Regions from separate parts of the Homo sapiens genome. Here region 2 is linked to region 1. Evidence: chromatin loops called from intact Hi-C (ENCODE). Cell type or tissue: ovary. All regions are shown on one strand. Each heading gives the region's core, and the rest is flanking DNA. Links, peaks and the distances in the headings are about the cores only. Region 1 overlaps RMEL3 (enriched in melanoma 3). Region 2 overlaps RMEL3 (enriched in melanoma 3).

Region 1 (8,339 bases), core at 18-8,017:
AAAGAAGCCAGAGTATGCGCAGCAAGTTGCCCACACCCCGTTGCTAAGCAGGCCCTGAAATCACCAAGAAAGAGACCACTTCCATCCTACATCCACTCGGAGCATGTGCCCTCAACCCAAATACTCGTGACAGGTGTCTGGAGTGGGAATGGCCAGAGCCCACCATTATGAACCCCAGAGTGGATGTGGGCAGCTACTAGAATTCTTTCTAGGTCCATGCTAGCTGAGAAAACCCCAGCTGCCACCAGATGAAGGAAAGATAGTTGCTGCAGGCTGGAGCTACCAGCTTCTCCCTGGTCAAGATTTCAGCCTTCCTTGTGGAAACGAATCCTCCTCTATTAGTCCACTAGGGCTGCCATAACAAAGTACCACATACTGAGTGACTTAAATAACAGACATTTATTTTCTCATGATTCTGGAGGCCGAGAGTCCAAGATCAAAGAGATGATTTCTTCTGAGGCCTCTGCCCTGGGCTTTTAGGTGGCCATCTTCTCTCTGTGTCTTCAAATGGTGTCCTCTGTACATCTCTGTGTCTTAATTTCCTCTTCTTAAAAGAACACAAACAGTATTGGATTAAGGGCCACCTGAATGACTTTATTTTAATTCAGTTACCTCTTTAAAGACCCCATCTCCAAATATAGTCACATTCATAGGGACCAGGAGTTAGAGCTGCAATATATGAATTGGGGGATAAAATAGTTCAGCCCGTAACACCTCCTGAACATATCCAAGAACCAACCAGAAAAATCCACTGGCTTTCTTCCTTCCTACAGCTCTTGCTTCTACTAACTGCAGCAGATGCAGACTCATGCTGGTGCTGACCACCCAGCCAGGCCTTAAAATTACACCATCTGCCAGACTGGCTTCCCCGGTTTGGGCATACTCCTCTTTCTCTCTCTCTCTCTCTCTCACTCACGCCACTCTCTCGCTCTCTCTCTCTCTCACACACACACACATGCACACACATATACACACAAACATACACACACACATACACAGTATATTTTTGACTCTCTTGCGGGTCTATGTAGATCAGACTCTTCAATTCTGTTAATATAATCATAGAAAATGTCCTAAATTCTGAAAGAACCATAAGAACTTCTAAAAAGCCCTATAGAGATCCACTGGGGAAGAAGCTCTGTCAATCCCATTTAACCCACTGTGGTAGGCAGAATTTTAAAGATGTCCTCCCAAGATTCTCATCTCTGATTATTCAATCGAATATGAATCTAAATACTACTGTGAAGGTGTGTTGCAGACAGAATTAAGGTTACCCATGAGCTGACTTTAAAAAGGGAGATTATTCTGGATGACCTAGGTAGGCATAATTATGATCACATGAGCCCTTAGAAGCAGAAGAGGAAGGCAAAAGAGTCCTTCAGAGAGGTGCTGCAGGATGGAGGAGACCTAAGAAGAGGCTGGAGGGATGCAGAGTGTGAGAGGCACTCCACCCACCATTTCTGGCTTTGAAGATGGAGGAAGGGGCCATGAGCCAAAGAATCCAGGTGGCCTCTAGAAGCTGACAAAGACCCCTGGCTAAGATCCAGCAAGAAAGTGAGGACCTCAGTCCTGCAAACACATGAAACTGAATTTGGCCAACAACCTCAATGAGCTTAGAAGTGAACTCTTCCCTAGAGCCCCCAGAAAGGAACGCAGCCTGGCCTTTTTGTGAGCCCTGAAGCAGAGAAATCAGCCTAGCCAACCTACGGTTCTGACTTACAGAAGTATGAGATGATAAATCTGTGTTGTTTTAAACTCTTCTTAAGTTTGTGATGATTTGTTACAGTAGTGATAAAAACTATTACACTCATCCTGTTATTAAATGTAATTTCCCTCCATTTTTCTCTTTCAGGGGTAAACTTCTTCTTACATCACCTAAGCATTCTGAGTGGTAGGTATTATTATTATTTACCATTAATTAGGGGTCCACATTAAACTAAAAGTTATGCAGATTCTATAAATGACCCCTCAGAATCAGTAGTTTACACCCTCAAACAGGACACTACACATATATCTTCATATATCCACAGTTGTTTCTCTGCCCTGAATTCTGCCAATGACTGCTAGGAGTTGACTGTACCCTTTGGATATCAAAGATTCCTCCAGAGACCTCTGTCCTGTAGATAAATCTTGAATCTGATCCCAGAAAGAACTGCTCTAATCTGCTTCATTGCTATTTGTAATGTTCACTGTTGTGACCTCACATAGTACTTGGAAATAATAATGGCATGATGTTTTTTAAAGCACTGTTTTGAAATAAATGAAGTGAAATTTCAGAAAAAAACCCACACCATCAAGGGGATAAAAATAGCAATAAGAAAAAGGAACAACCCAAGCTCTAGGCAAGAATCTCCTGAGAGAACAATAGAAAAACACAACTCTGTTTTGGCACAAAAGTCCCAGGAGAGATATTGTTCCAACCCACCTCTAGGGCATGGCCACCCCTTCAGCTCTTCCCAACACAGAACCCATATTTGTAACTACAAGCTAGGATTTCTTTGGTCAGCGCAAAGAGGCCTTAAAATCTGTAGCAAACTCCCATGATTCTAACCACAATCTCTCCCAAAAGTTGCCTCCAAGTGTCAGATCCCTGTCACTGGTTGCCTGCTAGACATTTCTTTCCAAGTCTCTCATGAGCACCTCAGACACCACTAGAACATGAAAACTCATTGTCTTCCTCTCCAAAGCACACCATTTCTCAACTTTCTCTTTCTTTTGGGCTACCATTTATTGGACATCTGCCTTGTACCTGGCACTGCACTCATATGTTACATACAACATTCATTTAAACTCACAAAGCTTTTACAAATGTGGAAAGTGTATTTCAGAGAGCTTAAATTGTTTCTTAAGATTAGGGCCAATTTTGCTGGGAATCATCCCTGTCTCCTCTAAAAAGAAGCAGCTTTCTTGCCCTTGTGGGTGCTAAGCTCTGATCTTCTGGTCCTGTACTGCTGGTAGCCATCTTGCCTGCCACGTGCAGAAGAAATGAAACACTGAGAGAAATGAGTTAAAATATGAGGGAAGGTGAAATGATGGAGAATAGAGTGTGGAAGACGGAACACAATCGGTCAACATCCTTTGAGTGTTTGGATCAAGTACCTGTGGCCACTTCTGTTCTGTATTTTCTAGTTTTGGAGCAAGCAAATTCCCTTTTTGTGCTCAGCCCTCATTGAGTTAGGCTTTGTCACTTGCAACCCAAAGTTTTGACTAGTATGTCCCTCTGTTCAAGAAAATCACTGCTACCTTTTATTCTCTTTTTCTTTTCATTTTGGTGTTTATGAAACTATGATTAATGAAGTAATGCAGCTACACTGTGGTTTTTAATTAGAATTAATTAGAATTGTGGTTCATAATTAGAATATATCTAACATATTAAATCACTTGCATGGTGTTTCCAGGGGTTTTATAAGTTCCTTGGTTTGGTTGTTTGTCTTTTGGTTGTTTTTTGTGTGTGTTAAGTTACCCAAAATTTTATTGGCTACTAAAAAGTATCAATTTATCTGACAGAACAAATAATATAGTTCATTTAAAAAATTAAAATTCCCATTGGGATTTACTCCAATCTGTGATATAACTGAAGTTTTTCACAAGATGGTATTTTTCCTCAACAATTTTAGTTCTGTAACGAAGTCACATTTCAATATTTAAATTAGATCTAGAGATTTTTAACAAATATTGAATAATATTTTTAATTGTTTACTATTTTTCAAGCTATTATTTTTAAATAGAAAAAAATTCTTTTTTGAAAAAAAGAATAACGGTCACTAGATACAGGAGTAGATGAGCCCACATCTAAGGTAATGTCAAGTGAGTAGTCAGGATTTGTTTTTGAAAAAACTTAAAATACATTTTATAAGTGAGGTATAGTTTTCTAGTTTATGAAAACATAAAATTCCATTTAGTTAGAAATAGTCCTCCCAAGTGAAAATCAGTATAACCTTTTTCAAGGTCACTTTGGCAGCACCTACAAACAGGTCACATGCCTTCCCTCAGCAATTCTTCTCTAGGAATCTGCCCCTAGGATACCAGAACAGTTACAGCAGCACTGCACACAAGAGAAAAAACTGACCACGTATAAATATCTTCATAAGATTAAAGATATTTATATGCACAACAAAATACTATACAGCTATTAAAAGGAGGTATTAATTGGAAAGATATACACTATGTATTAGTTTAACAAGAGCAAATTACAGAGCCATGTATACAGCATTAGACTATAAAACATACGAATATTACAAAGCGACTTTAACACCTTTTGACCTTGACCCTTGTCATCCACTCTGGCATTGTGCAGTCCCTCCTGATCTTTTCAAAGACCATTTATTCATCTTCTCTCCTCCCCACCTCCCCTGCCCCATCCCTTATGAAACTCTCCAGTGTCTCTTCCCACTGCTCTAAATATGTAGACCCAAGTCCAACTCATGGTCACCATGGATCCTCTCCTGTTCCTGGATTTCACACAATCCTCCTTCACCACCTCACCTTTGTGCATGTATTTCCGTCTGCCCTCCTCCTCACACCCTAGACCTCTGTCCCTGCCTCTTTCCCTTATCAATTTCTACACATCTCTGTTGGATAGTTCCTATTTCCTCCCCAGATCTGCTCGCCACCCTTCCCCATTCTACTCTCTGCCCCAAGAAGCAAACCTGGTGGGGCCTGTCTCCCTTGCCCACTGGCTTCCCATTAGGTTCAGCCAATAGGAAGCCCAGCAGGAGCTAGCGGGGGACAGAGGTATTTATTTCCTCAGCTCCTTTCCCTGCTAGGCCACTTCAGGATTTCTGGTCCTTCAACCAAAGATTCCAGCTCCTCTCCATATGGCTCTCTCCTTCTGGGTTCTGAAGTGGCTCCCTCATCCTTTCAGCCCAAGGAATGTGATGATCCCAGTGTTACTATCTTTAGGTGCTTCACTATCCCACATGACTCTCCTCCTCCCACCTCATCTCTGTAAAGGGTGCCTGAATTAAACTCTCTTCAAATATTATCATCTGTGTGAGCTAGGACAGGGGCATCATCTCAGCTTAACTGTCACTTGTTTGGTGATGGGATCCACAGACTAGGTTGCCCTGTATAACATGGCACCCTGACTATGGATTTATAGCACCCATCAGAGTTTGCAATTATATTGATTTCTGTAATTAATTTTTTCTCTCTCTCTCTTACTCTCGCTGTCGTTCTCTTTCTCTTTTCTCCACCACTAGACTGTAAACTCCTTGAGGGCAAAAACAATGTCTTTTTATTCTCCCTTGTAGCTACAGTAATTAGCTCAGTGTTTCCCACATTGTAATGAATAGTATTTGCTATTGGTCCTAGAATTAAATTCCGTATTGCTCTATTATTGCATATATCCTTGTAGTGTCCTTTTCCCTCAGAAAGAATCAAAGCACTGATTGTCATCTGCTTCATTGTCCTGCATGCAGACATGATTAACAAATGCTTGTCGCACTAAATTGAAGGCCTACAGGAAGCCATGTATGCATTTAACCGGATGGTCTTTGACAATATTCACTTTGGCTCTGATTTTGGAAAAATATCAAAGATCAAATACATTCTAAAAATAGTGAACAAACTGTTTGGGGGGGAAATACACTACTCTCAGAGTTACATTTATTTTCTTTTATGATATGAAATTCTTTTTATCTTTTGTCAAAACATATGGACTAAATTAAATTGAAAAGATTATATTCCCTTACTATGCAGTTTCATAATGTCTTTCTTCAAAATTGAAAACTCTCAGTTGTTTTAAATGTTATTTTGCTAAGGATTTCTTCCCCTAAACTGACTAAAGAAAATGGAAGTGAAATAACGTGGATGTAATTATACCCTGAAAGAAATTGTAGCAACTGATGTGGAAAGATGAAAATGCCAAAGACAAGGACTTGCAATGAATGACAGGTGGAAGTTTTGAAAGCGTATGATCTTTTTACTGTTCTGCTCTCTAGTGTAATGCCTTAAAAGAGCATAGCAAAGCAGATCATTATAAAGGCAAGTAGTATAAGGTAGATCATTTCAAAGGGCATCTTTGCAAAGCAGCTTACATGTTCCCACTAGAACCATATTATAATTTAAGATTGAGTCCTCTACTGTAAGACTCTACTGTAAGGTACACACATAGTGGAAATAGTCACATAAGTGATTCCAATGGATGAGTATACAGATTAGAAAAAAATAGTAAAACTGGTAGAATCATTAATTTGGCCCAAACAAATATATAGCTGAAATAATAAATAGTAATGAAACATTTATTTACCATCATTTTGTTTATCTTTCCCCTTAGAATTTAGAAGAGCTCATGCATGATTTGTATAGTTCATGTATCCAAAAAACAAATTAAAACTTTCCAAGAGATGTAAATACAAATGCCTGTTTCTTATTTGTATGTTTGCAGGCAGAGATTAAAATTTTATCCATTGACATTTCAACTCTATTCAAAGCAGCAACCATTCTTTTCATGATAACCATTGCAAAATCTAAATATTTGCAGTCACATTAAGAACCTTAGTTGCGGGCCAGGTGTGGTGGCTCATGCCTGTAATCCCAACACTTTGGGAGGCCAAGGCAGGTGGATCGCTCAAGTCCAGGAGTTCAAGACCATACTGGGTAACACGGCAAGACCCCTTCTATTCAAAAAATACAAAAAAAAAAAAAAAAAAGGAGTCAGACGTGGTGGCACATGCTTGTGGTCCCAGCTACTTGGGAGGCTGAGGTGGGAGGAACACTTGAGCCCAGGAGGCAGAGGTTGCAGTGGGCCAAGATCACACTACTGCACTTCAGCCTGGACAACACAGTAAGACCCTGTCAAAAAAAAAAAAAACCTTAATTGTTACTACCCAAGGGAATCTACAGATTCAATACAATCCCTATTAAAATATCAATGACATTCTTCACAGAAATTTTTGTAAAAGTTTTAACTTGTATGGAACCAACAAAAGACCCCAAATATCCAAAGCAATCCTAAGCAAAAGAACAAAGCTGGAAGCATCACACTACTTGACTCCAAAATATACTACAAAGCTGGAGTAACAAAAACAGCATGGTACTGGCATAGAAACAGAACATAGACCAATGAAACAGAGTGGAGAACCCAGAAATTAATCACATATTTACAGCCAAGTGACTTTTCTAAAGGTGCTAAGAACACTTATTGGGGAGTGGACAGTCTCTTCAATAGATAATGCTATAGATAATGCTAGAAAAACTGAATATCCATATGCAGAAGAATGAAACTAGACCCACACCTCTCACTCTGTATAAAAATCAAATCAAAGTCAAACAAAGACATAAGTGTAAGACCTGAAACTTTAAAACCACTAGAAGGGCCGGGAGCAGTGGCTCACGCCTGTAATCCCAGCACTTTAGGAGGCCGAGGTGGGTGGATCATTTGAGGTCAGGAGTTTGAGACCAGCCTGACCAACACGGTGAAACCTCATCTCTACTAAAACTGCAAAAATTAGCAGGGCGTGGTGGTGCATGCCTGTAATCCCAGCTACTTGGGAGGCTGAGGCAGGAGAATCGCTTGAACTCAGGAGGCAGAGGTTTCAGTGATCCAAGATCATACCAATGCACTCCAGCCTGGGCAACAAAAGTGAAACTCCGTATTAAAAAAATAAAAAAATAAAAACTACTAGAAGGAAACATAGGGGAAACACTTTAGGACATTGGTGTGAAAAAAGATTTAAAGTCTAAGACCTCAAAGGCACAGGCAACAAAAGCAAAAATAAACAAAAGGAAGTATATCAAACTAAAAAGCTTCTGCATAACAAAAAAAGAAACAATCAACAGAATAAAATGCAACCTACAGGATGGAAGAAAGCATTTGCAAACTATTCACCTAACAGGGGATCCCTATCCAGAATATACAAGGAACTCAACCATCTCAACAGCAAAAATAAACAATCCAGTTAAAATATGGGCAAATGATCTGGACAGACATTTCTCAAATATATAACAATGGTCAAAAATATATGGAAAAATGCTCAGTATCACCAATTATCAGAGATAAATGAAAATCAAAACTATAATGAGGTACCATCCCACCCCAGTTACAATGGCTGTTATCAAAAAGAGAAAAAATAAATGCTGGTGAGGACGCAGAGAAGAGGGAACTCATACACTGTTGGTGGGAGTGTAAACTAGTAAAGCCAGTATGGAGGTTCCTCAAAAAAATAAAAATAAAAATAGGACTACCACATGATCCAGCAATCCCATTACTGGGCATTTATCCAAAGGAAAGAAGATCAGTGTATCAAAGAGACATCTGAGCCTATATTTATTGCAGCACTATAGCCAAAATATGTAATCAACCTATGCATATAACAACAGATGAATAGATTTTAAAA
Region 2 (8,339 bases), core at 194-8,193, 52 kb before region 1:
TTGACAAATGGGATCTAATTAAACCCAAGAGCTTCTGCACAGCAAAAGAAACTACCATCAAAGTGAACAGGCAACCTACAGAATGGGAGAAAATTTTTGCAATCTACTCATCTGACAAAGGGCTAATATCCAGAATCTACAATGAACTCAAACAAATTTAAAAGAAAAAAACAAACAACCCCATCAACAAGTGGGCGAAGGAGATGAACAGACACTTCTCAAAAGAAGACATTTATGCAGCCAAAAGACACATGAAAAAATGCTCATCATCACTGTCCATCAGAGGAATGCAAATCAAAACCACAATGAAATACCATCTCACACCAGTTAGAATGGCGATCATTAAAAACTCAGGAAACAACAGGTGCTGGAGAGGATGTTAAGAAACAGGAACACTTTTACACTGTTGGTGGGACTGTAAACTAATTCAACCATTGTGGAAGTCAGTGTGTCGATTCCTCTGGGATCTAGAACTAGAAATAACATTTGACCAGCCATCCCATTACTGGGTATATACCCAAAGGATTGTAAATCATGCTGCTATAAAGACACATGCACATGTATGTTTATTGCGGCACTATTCACAATAGCAAAGACTTGGAACCAACCCAAATGTCCATCAATGATAGACTGTATTAAGAAAATGCGGCACATATACACCATGGAATACTATGCAGCCATGTAAAAGGATGAGTTCATGTCCTTTGTAGGGACATGGATGAAGCTGGAAACCATCATTCTTAGTAAACTATCGCAAGAACAAAAAACTAAACACCACATGTTCTCACTCATAGGTGGGAACTGAACAATGAGAACACATGGACATAGGAAGGGGAACATCACACACCAGGGCCTGTTGTGGGGTCAGGGGAAGGGGGAGGGATAGCATTAGGAGATATACCTAATGTAAATGACGAGTTAATGGGTGCAGCACACCAACATGGCACATGTATACATATGTAACAAACCTGCACGTTGTGCACATGTACCCTAAAACTTAAAGTATAATTTAAAAAAAGAAGAAAAATAAAGAAAAGCATCCCAAGAGCAGTGGAATGGAGGCTATGATTTCTTTTTTCTTTTTTGTTTGAATTAATAATTTCTAAAATATATTTTATCTTTACACTAAGACTATATTTTTTTAACTTTGATTTTGGGTTCAGAATTATATGTGCAGGTTTGTTATATAGGTAAACTCATGTCACGGGGATTTGGTGTACAGATTATTTCGTCAACCAGGTACTAAGCATAGCACAGTACATGATAGTTACTTTTCCTGATGCTCTCCCTCCTCCTACTATCCTCCCTCAAGCAGGCCCCAGTGTCTGTTGTTCCCCTCTTTGTGCCCATTCGTTCTCATCATTTAGCTCCCACTTATAAGTGAGAACATGTGTATTTGGTTTTCTGTTCCCACATTAGTTTGCCAGGTAGGCAAGAGGTAGTTAAGATATATGGCAAGGAGACCCCATGAGTTTCCTATTGCTCTTGCAATTACCACAATTTCTTGACTTAAAGCAACACAGGTATATTAGCTTACAGTTCTGGAGGTCAGGAATCTGAAAAGCATTCTACTGAGCCAAAAATCAAGGTGTCCACAAGTCTGTTTCTTCAGGAGGCTCTAGGTGAATCTGTTTCCTTGCCTTTTCTGCCTTCTAGAGGCCACCTGCATCCCTGGGTTCATGGCTGTCTTCTCCCTTCAAAGCCAGCAGTTACATCACTCCAACCTTTGCTTCAGCCCTCACATCTCCTCTGATTCTCCCACTTCCTCTCTCCCTTGTAAGAAACTTGTGATTACATTGAACCCACCTGAATAATCCCATTTCAACACCCTTAACTTAATCACACCTGAAAAATCCATTTTGCCAGGTAAGGTAACATATTCACAGGTTAGGATAATTGATATTTGGACCTCTTTTCTGGGGGAGTAGCATTATTCTGCCTCCCATGGGGGTGTTGTTTATTTCATTTGGAATCTCATGGATAAGCCTCAGATACTGTGAGAACCACATACAGACAGAAACACAAGCCTGAATAGTAGGACACATTATTGGTCACACCTGGGTGAGACATGGTGGACTCTTGGCTCATATGGCCTAGATTTCATTCCCCACCCCAGGTCCTATTCACTGTGTGATTTTGACCATGTAAATTTGTGTCCTCAGAACTCAGTTTTCTTATCTGCAAATTAAGTCTATTAACAGAACCTATTTTATAGGATTGCTGGGCTGATTCAATGAAATAATGTGTATGTGGTATTATGCACAGTAAGCATTAAATATTATTTATAATAGAATAGAATCATTATATATTATTTATTAATGATGGTCATAGTAAGCATTAAATAAATATTATTAATAAATAACATGTATATATGTATGCATATAAATAAATACATGTGATACATATAAATAAATGTGTATTATTTATTAAAGATGGTCATAAATATGCCCCAAGTAAACAGGAACCAGAAACCAGAGACAAAAAATAAAATACGCATCCCTAATATCTTTCTGCAGCTGCCACAGGTGATCGGGAGGAGATGGAGAGAGAAGAGAAATGTGCTGGCTCAGAGGCTGGCTTGGGGTTGCTGACCTCCATAAAGGATCAAATCCGAAGCAGCCAATACCCCTCTCACAAACAGGCCAAAGAGCCTCTGGGCAGGACCTTGTGCTTTAAAAGAACACCCAACTACAAACACCAAAGCACAAAGATTTTGTTTCCTTTTTTTTTCAGTCTCATAAGAAAGTTTTTTGAAAGTGTGATCATTGATTGAGTGCATGAAAACTAAAGAAAGACGAATGGGCCAATGAGCGCCCCCAGGCCAGATGGAGCTAGGGACTGTGAGCTCTGTGGCATGACTGTGCTGGATCGAAGGAAAGGAGGAATGAGAACCATGGCCTCTGCCCTTGCATTTGCCTAATGTTAAAAAAAAAAAAAAAAAAAAAAAGCAAATCATGTAGTATATGTGGACAGACTTACATCGCCAAATACCTGCATACCCTTTCTCTGTTTTATCTTCTGCTCCAGTGGTATCATCTTGGGAGGTGCTTAGAATTACTTGAAATCCCAGATTTTTTTTAATGAGGTATTTTGGAAGGAAATGCACCCTTCCCAGCTCTCAGGGAGCTTGACTTGGTCTGTGGTTCCCTTTCTGAGTTTGGATAGCTCCAGAGGCCAACCAGGAGTTCTGGGCACTGATCGCCTTCCCCCACCCCAGCAGAGTCGGACTACTGCTCAGCTCATGTGAGCAGCCTGGTCCCCAGTGAAACACTCTCCTTTAGCTTCTAGGGCACCAGCAGCTGGACCAATAGACTATAGGAATCTTAAGCAGGAAGCTGGCCAGGCTTTGGACACAGTTTGGTTTATAGTTGAAATATTTAGACATATAGTATGTGCACCTCCAGTTGTACTCTTGCCTTGGGAGCTGTAAATATGAGGGGCAGATCCATAAGCAGTATTTCCTCCTGCCATCATTAAAGGGTTGTTCGTGAACCAGATAGGTGGAATACATTAGTCTTCCTCTAAGCTCACAGAGACATAGACCTACCCGCAGAGATTTAAAGAGCAGGAGAAGTGGGCAGAGAGAACCCTGCTGGAGAAGAAACATCTTCCAAGTAAATTAAGGTGTCTTCAGGCCTAGAAATATAAAATATAGTTTCTCTGCAAATCAATTCCATGAATTCTATCTGAAGGTAAACAAAGACATATTCAGAGTTGAAACCACATCCCTTATGGTAAAGGAAATTGAAATTACATTAACAGAGAGAATGTCCACTTAAAAACTCTTCAAATCAAGTCCTCTTTTATGTCACATAGTCTTTATCAGAAAAAGGATGTAGGGGTCCAGGTCATTTCAGAAGGTATTTCAGGACAAGCATGTCTGATAAAGCCCTGGGACACCCAGCAGCCAGACTTCCTTGGGAATTCTCATCTGCTGCTCTCTCAAATCCCTGCCAATTCCTGTGCCTTGAGATCCAACCTTCCGCAGGGAGGCTGACCACGCACAGTTGATTGTCCTGAACAATCATCTCCAACATTTCTAGTGTAAGAGTTCCATCTAAGAAAAGCTGCTGCACTGGTACAATAAAACGTCTCTCTAAGGAAATACCCTTAAAAGTGAAAACAACCGATGGAAGCAAAGCTGATCTGAAAGAACCATGTCAATAGGAAAATCCCAAATGCTCAGCCAGGAAAATGAATGAACACATGTGATAGAAGGGGTCAGGAGGGAAGCCAATGCAGAGGATACCCTAAGTAGGTCAGTGTTCAGATTACAGCCATCTGCCTGGCAGCTGCAAGCAAGGGAACAGCACAGGATCTGAACACCCCTCTTCGACCATGCTGAGGGCCCAGGGACACATCTTTCTCTCCTTCCCTTTCTCTTCCTCTCCTTTCTCCTAAAGCTCAACTCCATCTCCTCCTTCTTTCTCCATCCCCACCTTTATTCCCAAACTTACTAAGCAAACGTTCTGACATCTCTGCTATTGCCAAATGTCTAATGATGCATACGGCATATCACAGAAAAGGAATATATTACAGGAACAAGGAAATAAAAAGAAAGCCAAAGTCCAAAGCTTTAACAACAACAAAAAATCTATCTGCGCACACAGGAACTGGTTTTAGAGCAAGCAATGCACAACATTCCATGCTTTTCCCTCAAAGCCCCCGGGCTCATCTGAAAGGTCAGGGAGAAAACGGATGGAGTAGTATAAAGTCCTTTTCTTTCCTAAACAATGTAATCTTTGTAAACTTAATGTTAGGTTTTCTGAAATGCCCTGTAAAATCCTGTGTCTCCCAGCTCTCAATTTCGAGAGTGCAATTAAGCTCCCGTGTGCAGACTTGCTTTGTTTCACCCATGGGCACGTGTTTAGAATGAAAGAGATGGTCTCATCCATCACCCAGATCTTCTTCAACAGGACATAAACGGGGCCACAGAGGGGAGCGAGTCAGGAGTTTATTTGCTACCAACCACTTTCCTTCACCAGTGTCTTGTCTTTCTCCTCTGAGACCTCCCTGAGGCTGCAGGGCCTTCCTCTCCACCTCAAACTCCTACGACTACTGCCCTGAATTATAATTTCAAAGTTTCACAGTTTTCTCAGAACAGTTTCCATTTCCCTGGCTAGACTGAAAGCTTGTTCAGAATTTACATTTCATGTAAGTCTCACCACATCCCCACTCCCGTAGATCCCCTAGGGCAGAGCTGGTTCCTGATCCAGTAGATTCTGAGTTGGTGTTTACTGCCTGATGCGGTGCTGAGAGCTTGCTCCCTGCTGGGAAATGATGGATTTTCATATACGGAGACTTGGTATGAGTACGGAGACATGGTATGAGTACCATGACATGGTACGGAGACATGGTATGAGTAGAGGTGAATGTTATGAAGCAGCCCCGTGTACTGAAAAAGCACTGACTTCAGAGAACGACCAACCGGAATCCGAATCCTAACTCTGCCACTCCTTGTAACTTAGAAAGTTACTTTACCTTTCTTTACTTGCTTCTCTATCTGGAAAGTAGGAAAATAACACCAACCTCTCAGCATAGATACATGAGGAGTACAGTAGATAATATGTTTATTGGCAAAATAATTGGATGGCAGGAAAAAAAATCATCCATGCCCTCCTGGAGAGATTTTAGTATTTTTAAAGGAGTAATATATTAAGAAAATCAGGAGTTGGAGTGAGAGCTCAAAAAGCATTCTCAAGCCATAAAAAGTATTTGGTATATAGGCTTCAGTGGAGAGTGAATGTTTGAAATCTGATAAGCAGAGGCTTTTTATTTATTTATTTATTTATTTTGGAGGAGAAGGAGGAGGAAGAGGTTTAGGTTACACAGATTTGGAGTAGCACCAAGACAAAGTTGAACAGAGCAATTGAGCCTCACATTACATCCCAGAATTTCTTCATGAAAATTAAACTTACAGTTGACATGTTTATGTAATATACAGCAAGTCATTTTGTAATATTTTTTCCCTAAAATATTGTTCCAAATGAATGTCATCTCATAACTAAGAGTATCCAATAACTAAACACTTTGTGACCCAGAGTTGGTTCTTAGTAAGTGACATTTTTCTTTCCTTCTTCTCTCCCGTTTTCCCTGTAGGTATAGGAGAAGAATGAACAATATTAACCCCCTAGGCATGGAGGAGCTGCAGGAGGAAAGGAAGATTTGGAGCCAAAAATAGCCTCAAATTTTTGAAGTCATGACTAGCGCTAAAATATGCCCCTTCCCAGGCAAGAACTATTAATTCAATCACTGCTGTTAGCTGCAACACCACATTCCTCTTACTCTGCCACTGTGCCTTCCATTTCATTCCACAAACATTGTTTAGTACCTCTTCTAACCTAGGTGCCATAGGAACCCCCAAAATGAAGAAAACATTTCCTTGCCTTAAAGGATGTCGCTAGTCAGATGGACATGGCATGTACAAAAATAACAGGGGGCCGGGCACGGTGGCTCACGCCTGTAATCCCAGCACTTTGGGAGGCTGAGGCAAGTGGATTGCTTGAGGTCAGGAGTTCAAGATCAGCCTGGTCAACATGGTGAAACCCCGTCTCTACTAAAAATACATAAAATCAGCCAGGCGTGGTGGTGCACGCCTGTAGTCCTAGCTACTCAGGAGGCTGAGGCAAGAGACTCACTTGAACCTGGGAGGCAGAGGTTGCAGTGAGCTGAGATTGTGCCACTGCACTGCAGCCTGGGTGACAGAGCAAGACTCCATCTCAAGAATAAATAAATAAATAGACAAACAAACAAATAAAATAACAGAGAAGTCAACTGAATGTGCCAAGTCCCTAAAGAAAGCACAAATAAGCAACAGATATTCACAGAAAGTATACAAGGCACCAATTTGGTGGAATCTGGAGGGCTCTGTAGAAGAGGTAGCATTCAAGATGGTCATTAAGGCTGGGTACAACTGTGATATGTAGATTTGGGAGTAGAGAGGACACTCCCACACATCGTGATGTGATTTTACCACCCACCCTCACAGCAACCGCCGCCACACCCTCTGCCAGCCAGGGTCTGGGCAAGGCCTCAGTGTTTTCTTGGATTCTAATGCACCTCCCACTCGGACCCTTCAGCTCTGGCTCTCTTTTCTTTATCACATACAGATTAGAAGCTATAATATAAGCCATACACCTCAAAACACCCAAGACACTTCCAGATTCCAGCACTTCTTTGGGATCACTCAGCAATCCCATCTGTAGTTTTCTGTGCCTCCCTTCTTTTTCTCCCTACCAACATGTCCCATTCTTGTCTCTAAGCTTGTGCTTTCAAAGCAGAATGCCACATAGGATAGCAAGAACAGGAACTCTGGAGTCAGAAAGGCCCAGGTTAGAACCCTGATCTGCCACATATCAGCTATGAAATATTTAACCTTCCAGAACTTCCAGTTTCTCATTCATAAAATGGGCCTAATAATTTTACTGTATAGGTCTGGTGCCCTATAGAATTAGGATTAAATAAAACAGAACATCTGAGAGTACCTAGAATGTGCTGTCTCATAGAAGACACCATGCTATCAGCTCCTTCCTTCTTCGTATCTATTAAAAGTAATGGCAAAAGCCACAATTACTTTTGCACCAATCTAATACAATGCTTGTTCCACTAATAACATGTATTCAAATTTGCCCCTGACCCTCCAGAAAATTTATCACCTACCAGGAGAGAATGGGTGCCTTTGCCCATGGAGACTGACTCTTACCAAAGCAGCTCCTTTCTCTTTCTGTATTTTGCAGGATAATTTTAGTCCTCTCACTGCAAGAACATTTTGTTCCTAACCAGTTTGTTTATGCTCTATATCAGTTTATATTTGTACAATCACTGATGTGTTTCTTTTTTCTATTTATTTATTCACTAAAGTGAATCTAGCTTAAGTGTCTACCACATGTGCCTAGAGGGCTGAAACCAGCCCTGTTTCACTTGGTTTGCACAGCACTTGGGCCAGGGCAATGAAAAGAAAAGCACTCAATCAATACTGTCTAATGTTGGTGGACTTATAGTAAACTTTAATACTTTTCAAAAGCTTTTATTCTTCCCAATTTCTAGCCCTGGCAGATCTTCACAAAGTGGATCAGAATTATTTTCTCCTAATCAAATTGAGAAACCAGGCACAGAGAGGTGAGAAGGCTCACCCAAAGCTGCATGGTCTGAAGGTAAAAGACCCTAGCAGCTGGAGTGTCTGCCTGCTGGCCCATAAAGCAAAGGAACAGGGGCAGCACAGTGAGTGACCCGAAGAAACGCTGAACCTGGTTCAATCTGGTCTCCACTTCTTAAAACTGTTATGAACATGGACAAGTGAGTCAACTTCTCCAAGCCTCTGTTGTATCATCTTTAGATTT

Evidence for each region. Hi-C counts contacts between places; a loop is a spot of excess contacts. Peaks named below come from ENCODE experiments on the same cell type or tissue, not always from the same donor. Only the 100,000 strongest peaks of a DNase experiment are listed, where the experiment ranks them.
Region 2: a loop joins it to region 1, with 2.0 times the contacts of the local background. A loop is called at or near these places in 4 of 110 quality-filtered maps.

What each region holds. Positions count from the first base shown.
Region 1 is chr5:57,400,093-57,408,431 of GRCh38, reverse strand. All of the region lies in intron 1 of RMEL3 (enriched in melanoma 3), which reads right to left. Among named protein-coding and RNA genes, the nearest start is that of RMEL3, 9.2 kb to the right of the region's middle. In ovary, for the core only: no CTCF peak of the experiment used is centred there; no DNase peak of the experiment used is centred there; H3K27ac peaks cover 3,040 bases.
Region 2 is chr5:57,452,584-57,460,922 of GRCh38, reverse strand. All of the region lies in intron 1 of RMEL3 (enriched in melanoma 3), which reads right to left. Among named protein-coding and RNA genes, the nearest start is that of ACTBL2, 26 kb to the left of the region's middle. In ovary, for the core only: no CTCF peak of the experiment used is centred there; a DNase peak (open chromatin) is centred at 3,971; H3K27ac peaks cover 1,343 bases.